Regions from separate parts of the Mus musculus genome. Here region 2 is linked to region 1. The links are chromatin contacts, found by POLR2A ChIA-PET in ENCODE. All regions are on one chromosome and are shown on one strand. Each heading gives the region's core, a stretch centred on a gene start or an enhancer-like site at or near the end of the contact. The rest is flanking DNA. Distances are from core to core; before and after follow the strand shown. Region 1 holds the start of Zdhhc17 (zinc finger, DHHC domain containing 17). Region 2 holds the start of Csrp2 (cysteine and glycine-rich protein 2).

Region 1 (6,769 bases), core at 3,199-5,698:
CACCACGTTTTGAAAATGAGGGAAGAAGTGGAGAGAAAAGCAGGAGCCCAGGAAATGCAGGCAATCCAGTCCAGTGATGTCAGATTCCTGACACATGGAGCTCCAACGACGGATGCCCTGGCAGAAGGGTTTGTGATTTCCTTCTACTAAAGTGCTGATGATCTGCTGAAGCCTGGCTACTGTAAAACAAGAGGCTGCTGGACTGCAAACCAACATATGGTCTGTATCCCTCCTCCCAGTCTACTAACGGGTTATTCTGAGTGCTGGGAACCTGACATGGCGAGCAGGCTACTGCTCCGTGCAGCACTGATGTGGTTGGGCTCCGTCAAGTTACTCAGATAGTGTGAAATATTACTGTGTGCATAGCAGTTAAATGTTCAAGTTGATTATCCTACCCACCCACCCCCCAAAAAAACAAATCACAACTTCAATCAGAACATCAGAGTTCAAAGAAATCTTGGAGACCATCTAATCTAGCCTCTTTGTCTAAAAAGCAAAGAAACTAAAAGTAGCTAAGCTTCTGCTAACTCAGGGTTACAGAGCCAGGACCAGCACCCTAATCCCCCCACGCCAGTTTATCTATTTTCAAATAGCCTTTAACCCTTCCTCTGTGATAAAATGAATTAGCACCTATTTCAACAGAGTAACGGTATATCAACTTCCCTTTCAGCATTCTCTACGCGATAGGCCACGGGCTTGTCAGTCCCAATGTGCCAGCTGACTTTCAAACAGTAGCTTATAGCTTATCTAACACGAACACTCACAACAACTCTACAAGGTAAGTAAATTGCAACCCAACTTTACAATTGAGGAAAATAAAACTTGACTTCGATGACAGTAAACAGCAAAACCCACATTTAAAAAGAATAGTGCTTCTCCTTGACCTTACACACACACACACACACACACACACACACACACACACACAGAGTTCTGAATTTAGTACCACACCTGGTCCAAATCCAAAAAACAAGTATTTATATGACTAACTAAATAAATGGCACTTCATTTAAAAAGTAAGATTTTTCTTACCAAAAATACCTCTAAAAATGTTTCATTGCCCAGTAACTGCATATCTGTCTTAAAAGGGTTTAGTGATGGGCAGTTTGCACACAAATCAATGAATTAGCAATATCTGATTCTAACCACCTATCTAGACACCTATCTAACCTGGAGGGACACAGTCTTGCTGTGTAGCTCTCCCTAGCTTTTGTTTCATCTCCTCAGGCATGTTTATTACAGGTGTATTTGCATGTTTGCTAGCAGCTAAACTCTCTTATCCTACAAATTATTTATCCGTCTAACAAATACTTAGAAAATATTTTTTGTGACAGTATTAAATCCAAAGAAAAAAGTAAAACGAAACTTTTCTACAAAATGTAAATCCAATAAATTAAAAAAACACGTAAATTGGGTGGTGGTGGTGGTATACTCCTTTAATTCCAGGACTTGGGAGGCAGAGGCAGGCAGATCTTTGTGAGTTCAAGGCCAGTCTGGTCTACAAAATGAGTTCTCTGACAGCTAGGACTACACAGAGATACCCTGTCTCACCCGCCCTGCCAAAAAAAAAAAAAAACTTCAATACATATAAATTTCTAAATTACTCAAAAAGAAAGCAACACTTCTTCTGATAGTAAGCGTGGAAAGATGCCCTTACCAGAGCCCCTAAAGTGTGTTCATTGATGAATTTTGACATATATTCCCGTACGGTTAAACAAAGTCTGGAAACATCGATAGTTTCTGATGAACAAATAGGAAAAAAGCTTTAAGAAGTTTTTACTTTCTATCATTTAATTATTGAGGATTCCAAATTAGAATCCAGGACTAGGGATGAGGTGCTGGTAACAGGGGCTTGCCTAGTATGCACAAAGCTCTGGGTTCAAACCCCAGCACTGCGTAAACTGGGTGTTGTGGCACATAGCTGATCCAAGGTAAGAGAACTAGAAATTCAAGGTCATTCTCAGATACAGAGGGAGTTGAAGGCTACAAGGCACCACGCCTGGGAGAGAAAGAAGAAGAGCAGGAAGGGATGGAGATAAATAAAACAGAAGCCGTGACAGAAAGGTAACCCAGTCAGTGTGACACAAAAGCCTGGGCTCTCCATTATCTCCTTAATGGGCCATTAGTTAAGCAGCATCATTACCATCATCATCATCCCAACTTCACACACTCTAGACAAACAGCATGCCCCGTTCTGCTCCTAGCACACTGTAAGGAGTGCATCAGGTCTACCGCAGGAGCAATTAACTAACCACAGAAAATGAGGACTATTTCAGTCGGTCCCCAACGTTCCAGACTTACACTTACTAGACCTAGTGCTTACTTGGCAAAAGAAGTCTCTATCTTACCAATTTCACCTCTGAGCAATAGGGAAGTTGATTTTCTAGTAAGATTCCATCTGTTAAATAACAGACTGGTGACACCTTAAGTTCAAGCTCTCTATATACCAAGCAATCTCTAGATTTACTAGTAGGTTAAGAAAAACAACAACTGTTTTGAGACACAGTGCCCCTATGCAGCCCTGGCTGGCCTGGAACTTGCTATGTGGATTAGTCTGACTTCAAACTCAGAGACATTCCTGACTCCCAAGTACTGGGTGTGAATGACCACACCCTGCAAAATTATGTTTAGGGTAACAAACAACATACATTTTTACAAAGAGGAAAGGTTTTTGTTTTTGTTTTTGTTTTTTTGTGTGTGTGTGTGTGTGTGTGTGTGTGTATAGTTTGGTCTCACTGAGCCACAAGCTGGCTTCCAACACATTATACTCTCAAAGATAGCTTTGAGCTCCTAATCCGTCTCTCTCTACCTCCAAACATCCACTGAGTGCCACAGTACATTAAAATACATAAGACACTTTTAAGTGCTTGAAATATACCCACAGGAACCGATGAGCAGAAATATTCCTTAACCCCAAATACAACACAACATCTGAAAACTTTCTGGACATATTTTAGGACCTTGTGTAAACCAAAAGAAATCTTTCTAAGTTTATTGCCACTTTAATTTTTCAGAAAGTTTCTTCTTACTGCATAGCTGTGTCAGAAACCCAAAACAGTCTTTTCTAATGAGACTTGTCTCAGCATATATTTCTAAGAAACTGTCTCAGTTTGTGTGTGTGTGTGTATGTGTGTGTGTGTGTGTGTGTGTGTGTGTGTGTGTGTGTATGATCAAGTTAAGAGATAATAGGGTATTAATACGAAAGTGGTCCTTTGTATTTACAATTAAAAAAAAAAAAACAAGACACAAAAGCCAGGAAGAAATAAAATCAATCGAATGCAAAGTAACCACGTTTATTCGAACACCACGGATCTGGACACCATTCTCAACCTCAAAACACGACCTGAGTTCTGCAGGAAGCTGCGCTACACTTTCCTGCCCTCCCCGCATCTCACCGTGCACCGATGATAATAATAATAATAATAATAATAATAATAATAATAATCAACAAACCTGGATACACAAAGAATTGCTTCCAGGCCTTTACTAAACACAAACTCAGCTACAAACTGGGAGGTAAACAACGGGCAGAACCTGACGGCTCCGGCAGAGAAAACTGTTCCCGTCCAGGAGATACAAAAGAAAAAACGGTGGGAAACGTGTTGCGCTGTCTACCCTCCCTGACAGTCCCCAAACAGCGCTACTTTGTGACAAGCTAATGGGTGCGTGCGTTTATTCGCCAAAGTTCAGACCCTCTCTCTTTTTGTTTTTTTGTTGTTTTCTTTTCTTTTCTTTTTAATAGCCTAAGGGCAAACACACCCCGAAATTCGCTGTCCCCAGCGGCGAGCTGGTTGCTATGGCATAATCTGGAAGGACATCACTTTGCCCAGGAAAACTACGATCCCCGGGGAACGAGTGAACTGATGGGAAGGGTCGTGTCATCCGCCACCGAGAAAGAGGGGACGAGGAGAGAGTTAAAACCAAACAGCAGATCGGCTGCCTCCCCTGCCTGGGGAGGCTTGGAGCGAGACCAGGGGCTCCGGCCGAGGTTCCAAAGTGTCAGCAGGCCCCCGTCGCCCCTGCACCCGCAGGCAGCGCGGCGACACCACAGGACCATCGCCATCCCCACCTCTGTCCTCCAGGCACCGCCAGGGACGGCGTCCCAGAGCCCGCCCCGGCCGGGCCCGCCCCGCTATCTCCTCCCCCGTTATCCGCTCGCTCGCCGCCGCGCTCGGGCCTGGACTCGCTTTCTTCAGCCTCCCCCGGGGTCCCGCCACAGGTCACCGCGCCGGACGCCTCGGCCGCCGCCCCGGGCGAGGCTGAGGGAGCGAGGCCGCGGGACCGCAGGGTCCCGGGAAGGCGCTCGGCGCCGTCCCTCACCTCCGGGTGGAGAAGGGGCACGCAGCCCGTTTCGGTCTCGTACTCATCCGGGCCGTCCGCCATCTTGGTGTTAAATCCCTCCTCCCGCTGCATGCTGGGAGAAAGCGTTTCAGCCTCGCGGGGCTCGGCAAGGCGGAGGGCGAGCGCGAGGGCGAGCGCGAGCCCGGATGAGGGCGACGCGGCGCCACCGCCACCGCCGCCACCTCCTCTTCCCTCCGAGCCCCCGGGACGCCCCCTCAGCCCCTCCCGCCGCGGAGGGCGCGGGTCCCGATGCGCGTGCGCCGGCCCGGCCCGACCCGGCCCGGGGCTGGAGTGTGCTCTCTGCTGCACTGCGCCGGGGCAGCGGACCGCGTTGGGCGTGGGCGCCGCGGCCCGGGGGCGGGTCCCGGTCGGAGGCCGATGCTGCTGCTGCTGCTGCTGCTGCTCCTCGGCTCCGGCCACCCGGGAAAGGCCGCGCGCGACACAAGACGGAGATCCAGAGCCGCGCAGGGCAGGGTCCCGAGCCTTCCAAGGGCTGGAAGGGCTTAGGGTGTGACCCTGGGAGAGCAAGGATGCGTTCTCCTCGCCTCCGCACCTGTGCCTCGGGGACACCGGGAGAAGCAAGGACAAAAAAAAAAAAAAAAAAAATTGGCTTCCTTGAAAAAGCTTTTGTTGTGTGATGCCCTCTTTGCGATTGAGCTAGGGCATTTTTTTTTAAAATCCTTGCTTTTGACAAGGTCAAAGCCCCACACTTTCCCATCTGCTGCATTTTAATAGGGACCCGGGGATTCAAAAGTGAAACCTTTTTAAAATGAAAGCTCTAGAGTGTGACCCAGATAAAAATGATTAAAGCCGGCTTTAAGAGGATATTGGGGTTGGGAGGGGGCTGATGGAACAATTGCAGAAAGGATTTGTTTCTGGTTTGGGCTACTAGGGATTGTAAATCTCTACAGCGCCAGGGAACATTTAGCAAAGAGCGATCTGATTAGAGATTCTGATACTAACCAGTCCCCTGTCAAAGCCAAATCAGCCAAAGATCACCAGAGGGGAAAAAACCTGCAGTCGGACAAAGCCAGATTTACTGGTAGATCGGGAGGAAGGCACGTCAGAGGAAAAAAGGATGGGGCATGGAAGAGGAAACCCCTTTGTAAGGTTTATATTCCCGCCAAAAGAATCTGAGGAGGGTCTGGGGAGAGCTGAGATCGGTTCTGGATTGGACATAATCGATTCTGAGGAGGTGAGGAAAAACCAGGAGTAACAAGGCATTGGACGAGATCACGAGGCTAGGTCCGTTCAATACTGTGCTCTCCCAGTAACAAATGAAAACGGCAAAGTAGACCTAGTATTCGTCGGTAAACGGGCAGTAATCACTCAGAAAAAGGATGAATATGCTATTTTATAGCTGCTTCTGGTGGGGGGAAAGAAGCGGTCTCTTTGGCGCTGCCTGTCTCTGTGTGTATCCTCTCAGCAGGGCTTTTCCTTCCGGCACGGACCGATTTTCTTTTCTTCTTTTTTTTTTTTTCTTTCTTTCTTTTTTTGTCCTGGCAGAAACCAGAAACCATGCAATTCTAAACAGAATTCCTAGTTTTTCGTTCACAGCACCGAAATTTTCTTCAGTCACGTGTCAGCATGAACAGACTCTTTTTTTTTTTTCCTGTAATATTACAGGCTCGATCTCCTTACCCTTAGGCTTTTGCATTTACCCAAATCTAGGGGAAAAAAAAAGAGTAAAGAAACAGTTGAGAGGGTGTGGCATTCAAACCAACATGAAATGAACGACAGAACTAGGTATGGGGAACAAAAACAAAATAATTTGTATGAGTGCCCATGGAGTGCAGGTGTATGGTGGACATCTTCATAAAAGAGGTGTTCAACCTGAGAAGCCTGGGTTCACAGAGGGCTTTGAAAGAACGGTCCAAATTAATTGAGTCAGCAAAATCTACTGTTTAGCCCACGTGGTGGTTTGGTAATTTAAAAAGCTGTAGGTTAACTAGATAACAAAATTAAGTAAATCAAGATATTTCTTTTTTTTTTTTTAATGTAGGGATTTTGTTGTTGGTTTTGTTTTGTCGTTGGCTCTTTCTTCTTTCTGTCCACTATGAGTCAACCTGCTTTTTCCATGATGCTCCCACTACCACGATGCTTGGCTTCACTCAGGCCAAGAATCAATGAAGACAAAGATAACTGAAACCTCCAAAACCATAGACCGAAATTAATCCTTCCTCGTCTGAAGAAAGAAAGAAAGAGAGAGAGAAGGAAGGAAAGAAAGAGAGAGAAGGAAGGAAAGAGAGAGAGAGGGAAGGAAGGAAGGAAAGAAAGAAAGGAAGGAAGGAAGAAAGAAAGAAAGAAAGAAAGAAAGAAAGAAAGAAAGAAAGAAAGAAAGAAAGAAAAAGAAAGAAAGAGGGAGGGAGGAAGGAAGGGAAGAAAGTCTAGGTGCCTATCTGGAAAACCTGGGGCACCTGAGCCTTCT
Region 2 (6,769 bases), core at 3,170-5,669, 90 kb before region 1:
CTGAGTTTCCTCTGCTCTCCATTCTCATCATCATTCAGGCGCCATGGTTGGCTGCTCTGCTCCACACTAAATGAGGTCTGTAGAATCACTTCCCTGAAACTGTTCAGACACTCAATGGGTTGAGGGGAGTGGATACAGAGAGGGGACCCCAAATACCTAACACAAGGACTGAGGACACTTTTGTAGGTTTTTTTTTTTTTTTAAAGACTATAAGATAGACAGGATTTTTGCCATCTGAAAAGAATCCCCAGAAACAGAAGTTGAAAAGCAACGGGACCGGTTTAAGAATTCTAAATAAGCCAGGCATGATGGGAGACATAGGTCGTCCCAGCATTTGGTGAGATTGAGAGAGGAGGGCCACTTAAGGCCAAGAACTTACCAGCACTCTGTATACTACAACAAGACAGGGCTCAAAACCAAACCAAATCAGACAGTCACAGATGACAAACACTCAATCCAAGGAGCATTTGTGAAGTGGGAAAGCCGCCCATCCCCCAAGCCCAGGGATGATAAATACCAAATCTAGAGAAAACATAGGCAGACATTTTGAAACGAAGTGGATGGAAGGCTGAGGTAATGTTGTCACGTGACTGTGAATGGCAACGAAGAGTCTGATGCCTCCAATCGAAAAGATGGGAAAGTGACCCAGCATGGGAGGGGCTGAAACGCAGGTGAAATGTGTAGCCTTATCACGTGTGTGGAGCTAGAAGAACTCAATTATAACAACAAAACAATAACAACGACAACAACAACGAAGTATGCACAGAGATGGGAAAGCCAGGGAACCCTTGTCTAAAAGAAGGCATTAAAAAAAACATGGTAAGAAAAGATGATATGAAAGGAGATTTGTGCCCACTGATGAGATAGATTGAGTTAGAAGAAACGCGGATGAGGACACAGGAGTCTGTGGCAGATTTAAAAACACACAGCTATGACAAATACCAAGAAGGAGATTCTCTGCTCTCAGAATTTAAACACGGGAAACGGGGAACGTGTTTTCTGTTAGAAAACGCCTCTGAGAGCATCACCACGGCGAGCACCAAGACACTAAAATCCCCAGCGCTGCTGTTACTTGACTTCAGCCACAGAGCAGCTGGGTTTGCTTGTTTGTTTTCTGTGTTGCCCATGAGCAAAATGGGAACCACCTGCTCTGTTCAGGATGGATTTAACAACTCCTTTCCCTTCTAGTCTAGGTGGCTCCTAGGAAAGAGGGCTCCGCCTTAAACTAAAGAGGCTTTGGGTGTCTAGTCACAGCAGTTTGATTGGCAGCTTTTAAGAAAAGATAAGAAATGGAAACAATACGACTATTTGAAAAATCTAAGCTTCAAACACAACGTTATAAAGGAACTCAGCCTTGGTTCAAGTTGCCTCAGGACACTGACCTTGGCACAGAATTTTGACTGAAAATTGGTTCCAGACATGGAAGGATCTGATACACAGGCACTGTGTGGAAAATGAAAACTCCTTCTAGACATTTTTTTTTAAAACCTTCCATTTTGCCTTCAAGGTTGAAGGGGTCAAACAGATAAGAACTATGTGGCCGTAAGGAGGACTTAGTCTTGCCCACAAAGTTGAATTTTTCCAACTAGCCCTTCTCCAGGCACACAAATCTCTTTCTACTAAATTCTCCTAGTTGTTTTAGAGAACACTTAATACCTCTCTACTTCAAAACCTTTAAGAAGGTATCTTGACTGGTTAGCAGAAGACGACCTCTGCTTCTTTCTTTAAAAAGCAAAACGGGGTTTTATGATATCCATTCCTAATATAACAATCACCTAGGGAATATTTAGCTTGGGCCGGGTGCTATGCTTGGTATTTTGCATACAGCAAATCATTTGTTCTCTTACAAGCTGCATAGTGTTATCTTATAGATGTGATGGCTTGAATAAGAATGGCCTCCATGAGCTCCTATGTTTGAGTGTCCAGTCACGAGGAATGGCACTGTTTGAGAAGGATTAGGAGGTGTGGCCTTGTTGGAAGGAGTATGTCACTGGGGCTGATTTCATGGTAAGGGGTCATCACAACATGAGGAACTGCATTAAAGGGTTGCAGTGTTAGGAAGGTCGAGAATCACTGCCTGCGAGGCTGTTTCAGAACCAAGCTGGCACACTGCGGAGCTGAGTGTTGAGACCACGTGTTCTAGCCAAAAGTCACACCTTTTCTCACTACCATTTCTATTTTAAAAGCTAAAAGAACTTATTCACATTCACAACTGAAATTCCGACTTTAAACATTTAAATAAGTAAATGATATTTTAAAATATTGATAGTTAAATACAAATACATTTAAAAAAAATCAATGTACACCAGTCCCGGGTTTACTGAAATATATACAGAGAACAGACAACAGAACTACTTTTGTCTTAGGGTTTCTATTTTTGTGAAAAGATGTTACAAGTCTTTTTTTTTTTTAAGATTTATTTATTTATTATATGTAAGTACACTATAGCTGTCTTCAGACACTCCAGAAGAGGGCGTCAGGTCTCATTACAGATGGTTGTGAGCTACATTGTGGTTGCTGGGATTTGAACTCAGGACCTTCAGAAGAGCAGTCAGTGCTCTTACTCACTGAGCTATCTCACCAGCTCCTGTCACAAGTCTTATAAAGAAAAATAGTTCATTGGAGCTGGCTTACAGTTCAGAGGTTTAGTCCATTATCATCGTGGCGGAGAACATAGCAGCACACAGGCTGTGAGGCTGGAGAGACAGCTGAGAATTCTACATCTTGGTGGGCAGGCAGCAGGAAGAAAGAGACACACTGGACCTTACGCTTCTGAAACCTCAAAGCCCACCCCCAATGACACACTGCCTCTAAAGAGGCCACGCCCACTCAAAATGGCCACACCTTCAAATAGTGCCGCTTCCTATGAGCCTATGGGGCCGTCTTCGTTCAAACCCACCACAACTTCCATAAATAGCTTTGCTACACATGATAAGTTTTGACCTTAGACTGTAGGGACAGATAGTTTGACAGAAAAACAACAGGTCCAGTCCTTAGGCCCCTTCCTCAGAGAAACTCTAGTGGACCTCAGGAGTAGCAGAAAAAGGACAATCGCTTGCTGAAAAAAAGGGAACATGAACTACCCTGCTTCCTTCAGTGAAAACAAACCAGAAGCCCCTCCCGTAAGAAGTGCAGCAAGCTGCGGAGGTAAAGCAAACAGATCGGAATCGTGAATGTAAGAATTGCTGGTATTTAGAAAAGCTCACAGCAGGCACCCATGCTTTCAAACTCCTGCCGCAATCTGGGGGAGATGTCAATCACTACTTGCACTGTTTTTCAACAGTCCTTGGTGGACAGAGAATCTGGCTGCAATTACGAGCTTATTTTGGATTGGGCCCAGCATACGACATAAAAAGGCATAAACCAGGCCTGTACTTTGTCACCGGAGGGGCCTTCCTCAACTCTGCCTCCTCCTACCCCCCCTAACAGGGCCTTTGGCAACGTAAGCGGGAAATTTTTTATTGTCGCAACGCGAGGGTACTGGCATCTATCAGTTAAAGTCATCCTAACCCCCACCAAAGAACTAGGCTATTAACAGCATGATGTTGCGCCTGGATGAAAGGGGTGATCGATTTGTGACAGAGGGGAGTAGTTTTGGTCGCTGCCTATTGCGGCGTGGAGGTCACCACTCTTCAAATACTAATTCTTAGGGCAACCCACTACTGATGACAGAGAAGTGGATCACCAAATGTCCTAGAATACAAACCAGATAGAGATGACATTATTTTGCTTTTTGTCTAGAACAATAATATGTCACCTCAAGCCCAGATTTTAGGTCCTTTCTGCTGTCTTCGCCGGCGAGACATCCCTGGACTTTTCGGACAACTGCAAACAATTGCAAACTGAAACCCGAAGCCTTTTGGCGCCAGGGTTTCTGCGTGGGTTGTGGGTTTCTTCCCCCCTCAGCAAAGAGTGGTGGGGGAAAGCAAAACACTTGGGGAATGAGGTGTTTTCATAACGTCATTTGTTTAGTCTAGATGAGGAATGCAGCTCTTTCGCGACAGGAAAGCTGCGGATTCCAGAAGCCGGGATTCTGACCAGAGACTATCCTGCACCGGGGAGTCCTGCACCCCGGAGGCTAACATATGGCGTTTGTGCAGTAAAGGGTGGCGGGAATCCCACGGGGCGACACCGGATCTCGCTGGCTCCGGGCCGATCCTGAGTGCTCCGGACGTCCCGGGACCGGCGGGTAGGAGCAGCCGGAGACGGTGGGAGACTCGGACGCGCGGGAAGCCGCAGGAAGAGGCGGGATTCCGGTCTTTTGTCTCGGGGCCAGAGCTCGAAACCCGCAGCGGGAGCCCAGCTCAGCGGGCCGGGCGGAGACCATCGCACACCCCGAGGGGCATGACCGATGATGGGCGTGGCGAACAAGGCCACGCCCAACATAAGTCTTTAAAAGCGGGCACACGCGCTCCCGCCAGTCTCCGGATCCGCCCGCGGCTTTCCTCGGTCAGACCTCGTTAGCTCCGCCCGCCGCGTGCTCCCTCCTCCCACTCGGGTGAGTCCTAGGAAGCCTGCAGCCCCGCGGTCCCTGTCATCTCCACCCCTGCTCCTGACTATGCTTCCACCCGTCCTCTCACTTCTGCCCCAATGCGGGGTCCACTAGCACACCTGCTGTCGCCCCCAGACCATCCCTGCCCTGGGACCTCATGTCCTTGGGGCAGGTAAATCATCCCCTGTGACCTTTAATTTTCCATCCTGTTCTCTGGGAGAGAGGCGAGCTGGGAGTTTCTCGTGGCCGCCAATGCCTCTTTTTGTAGCCCCAGGCTCCCTCCCAGGGCTGATTCTCCCCTTCGGGTAGGAGGGGTTAGAGGCTTCGGGGCTCCAGTGCCCCAAGGGTGTGTCTGCCCAGCCCTGACGACCTTCTCGGGAATTGGGTGGGTACTCTGGGGTGGTGGGCGTCTCCATACCCTCTGAGCTCCAGTTCTCCTGTGGCGAAACGGAGCTCCTGGCCATCGCCTTTGTTCGGTGGTCTCTGCCCACCCGGCACAGAAGGAACCATAGTGAAATTCTAGTTGAACATTCCTAGCTTTTCCTGGTGCTTTCTACCTTTAAAGTACAAACAAGGATACAGCATTGCTTGGTTCTGAAATTCTGCAACAGGTCCTAAAAGTCACAGTATGGGTTCAGAGCTAGATAATAGTTATAGGCATCCGTGAGGTAAGGGGTGAGGTGAGGGGAGAGCTCTTGAAACTTCTGCCCCCTTGGAAGCCAGGACTTTGAACTTTATTTGTTTACCTGATTACTTTTTGAGTAAATATTTGGTTTGACCTGTTTTGTTTGAGTCGCATACATTTTTACTTTATTAAATGCTTTTCAGTTCGGGGCGGGGGGGGGGCTGGGTGTAGTAATTTTTTAACTTGGGCAGCGAAAATAGTTAAATTATTGACTTTTTCAATGCGTGCTTAATCTCTACTTACATAAAACCAAAGAATCCAAAAAGGAAGTGATTCTTGTACCCAGATTCTTCAAGAAAGATTTAAACGGTAGATTTCAAAAGAGAGACTCATACAATCTCAACACTGCATACAAGTGACATTTGGGACCCTATTCTCTGCCATTGCCTTGTAATTGTTACTGATAATTCCTTCATTACTCCTCAAGGCTGTTTGACCCCACTTTTTATAGCCAGGTTGCCATAGACGTATACATCCCATGAGTCTCTGGAACACTGTTTGCTTAGTTATCTTGAATATGTTGGAGCACACCTCGGTGCTTGTTAACTGAATAAAGAAGGCGGGAACAGACAAGGCCCCGTTGTGGGGAGCAGTAGATATTTATTAACAGATTTCAGCCAACGTGGTGTTTTTTTTTTTTTTTTTTAACACCATAAATTGTTAACAGATTCCTCCCAATCTTGTTTGAAAATTTTTGGCTGATATGGAATATGCTCAAGAGCATGCTAAAATCAGTACTGATTGGAGGGCCATCCTGGTGAAGTTGCACAGTCTTGGACTTGAGGGAAATTGTATCTTTATTAAAAGATAGCATAAATGTTGGTATCAAGTAGGGGGACAGGATACTAGGTCCAGGCATAACTCTGTCAATACATAGCTTTGAGAGCTCAAGCCTTTGGTTTCCATTTTCCTTCTGTTACAAATGAGAGGGATGAATGAGATGGACATAGGGGACCCTCTAAGGGAGAGGAGGTGTAACATGGGAGGGCAGAAATCAAGTCTAGAGTGTCACTCCCAAGTCAGTACCCCTTGGTTTGGTGCCCCTAACACGTTAACACTCTCTGGTCTCAGCCTTGTGAAATAGGTCTAATAGCATCCTTGCTGGGGTGGTGGGGGAGAGGGAAAGGGTGTGTCTGGGTAGGGTGTGTGTGTAAGGAATGCCTAAGTACAAGGTACAACCTTAGGGATATGTATGTGGTGGGTTGCTTGTGGTTTTAGATAACTTCCTGCGCTTTCTGAAACTTGGAGTGAAATGGTTCTTGGTGGGAGTCTCTCCAGAGAGAGGGGACTTCCACTTGAACATCCCCCAGCCCTTCCCTCCATCCTCAGACCTCCCGAGGTTTCCTCAGGACTCCATCACTGCCTGGACTGGAATTTGCTTGCCAGCTCCTGGGTCCTGTCGGTTGGGTAACACCTAGGGAAGGAATCCTGTTTGTATGTCCCAGGCCTCTTCTCCAAACCTGTGGCTTCTTGTTGTGTGTTGTTTATAGTACTGGGCTTGAACCTAGGACCTCGTGAATACTAAGCAAGGACTCTGAAGGGAGCCACAATCCACCCTTTTAATTTTTTTCATTTTGAGACAAAATTTTGCA

Evidence for each region. ChIA-PET counts read pairs that join two places held with the same protein, here RNA polymerase II (POLR2A).
Region 2: POLR2A ChIA-PET joins it to region 1 with 10 read pairs in Patski. The contact joins the promoter of Csrp2 here to the promoter of Zdhhc17 in region 1. POLR2A ChIA-PET finds 5 or more read pairs at or near these places in 3 of 5 experiments (Patski and embryonic stem cell).

The regions. Positions count from the first base shown.
Region 1 is chr10:111,005,618-111,012,386 of GRCm38, forward strand. Zdhhc17 (zinc finger, DHHC domain containing 17) reads right to left here and starts at 4,449. Exons shown (of 17, transcript NM_172554.2): 1 at 4,321-4,449. The coding sequence starts at 4,413.
Region 2 is chr10:110,915,757-110,922,525 of GRCm38, forward strand. Csrp2 (cysteine and glycine-rich protein 2) reads left to right here and starts at 4,420. Exons shown (of 6, transcript NM_007792.4): 1 at 4,420-4,498.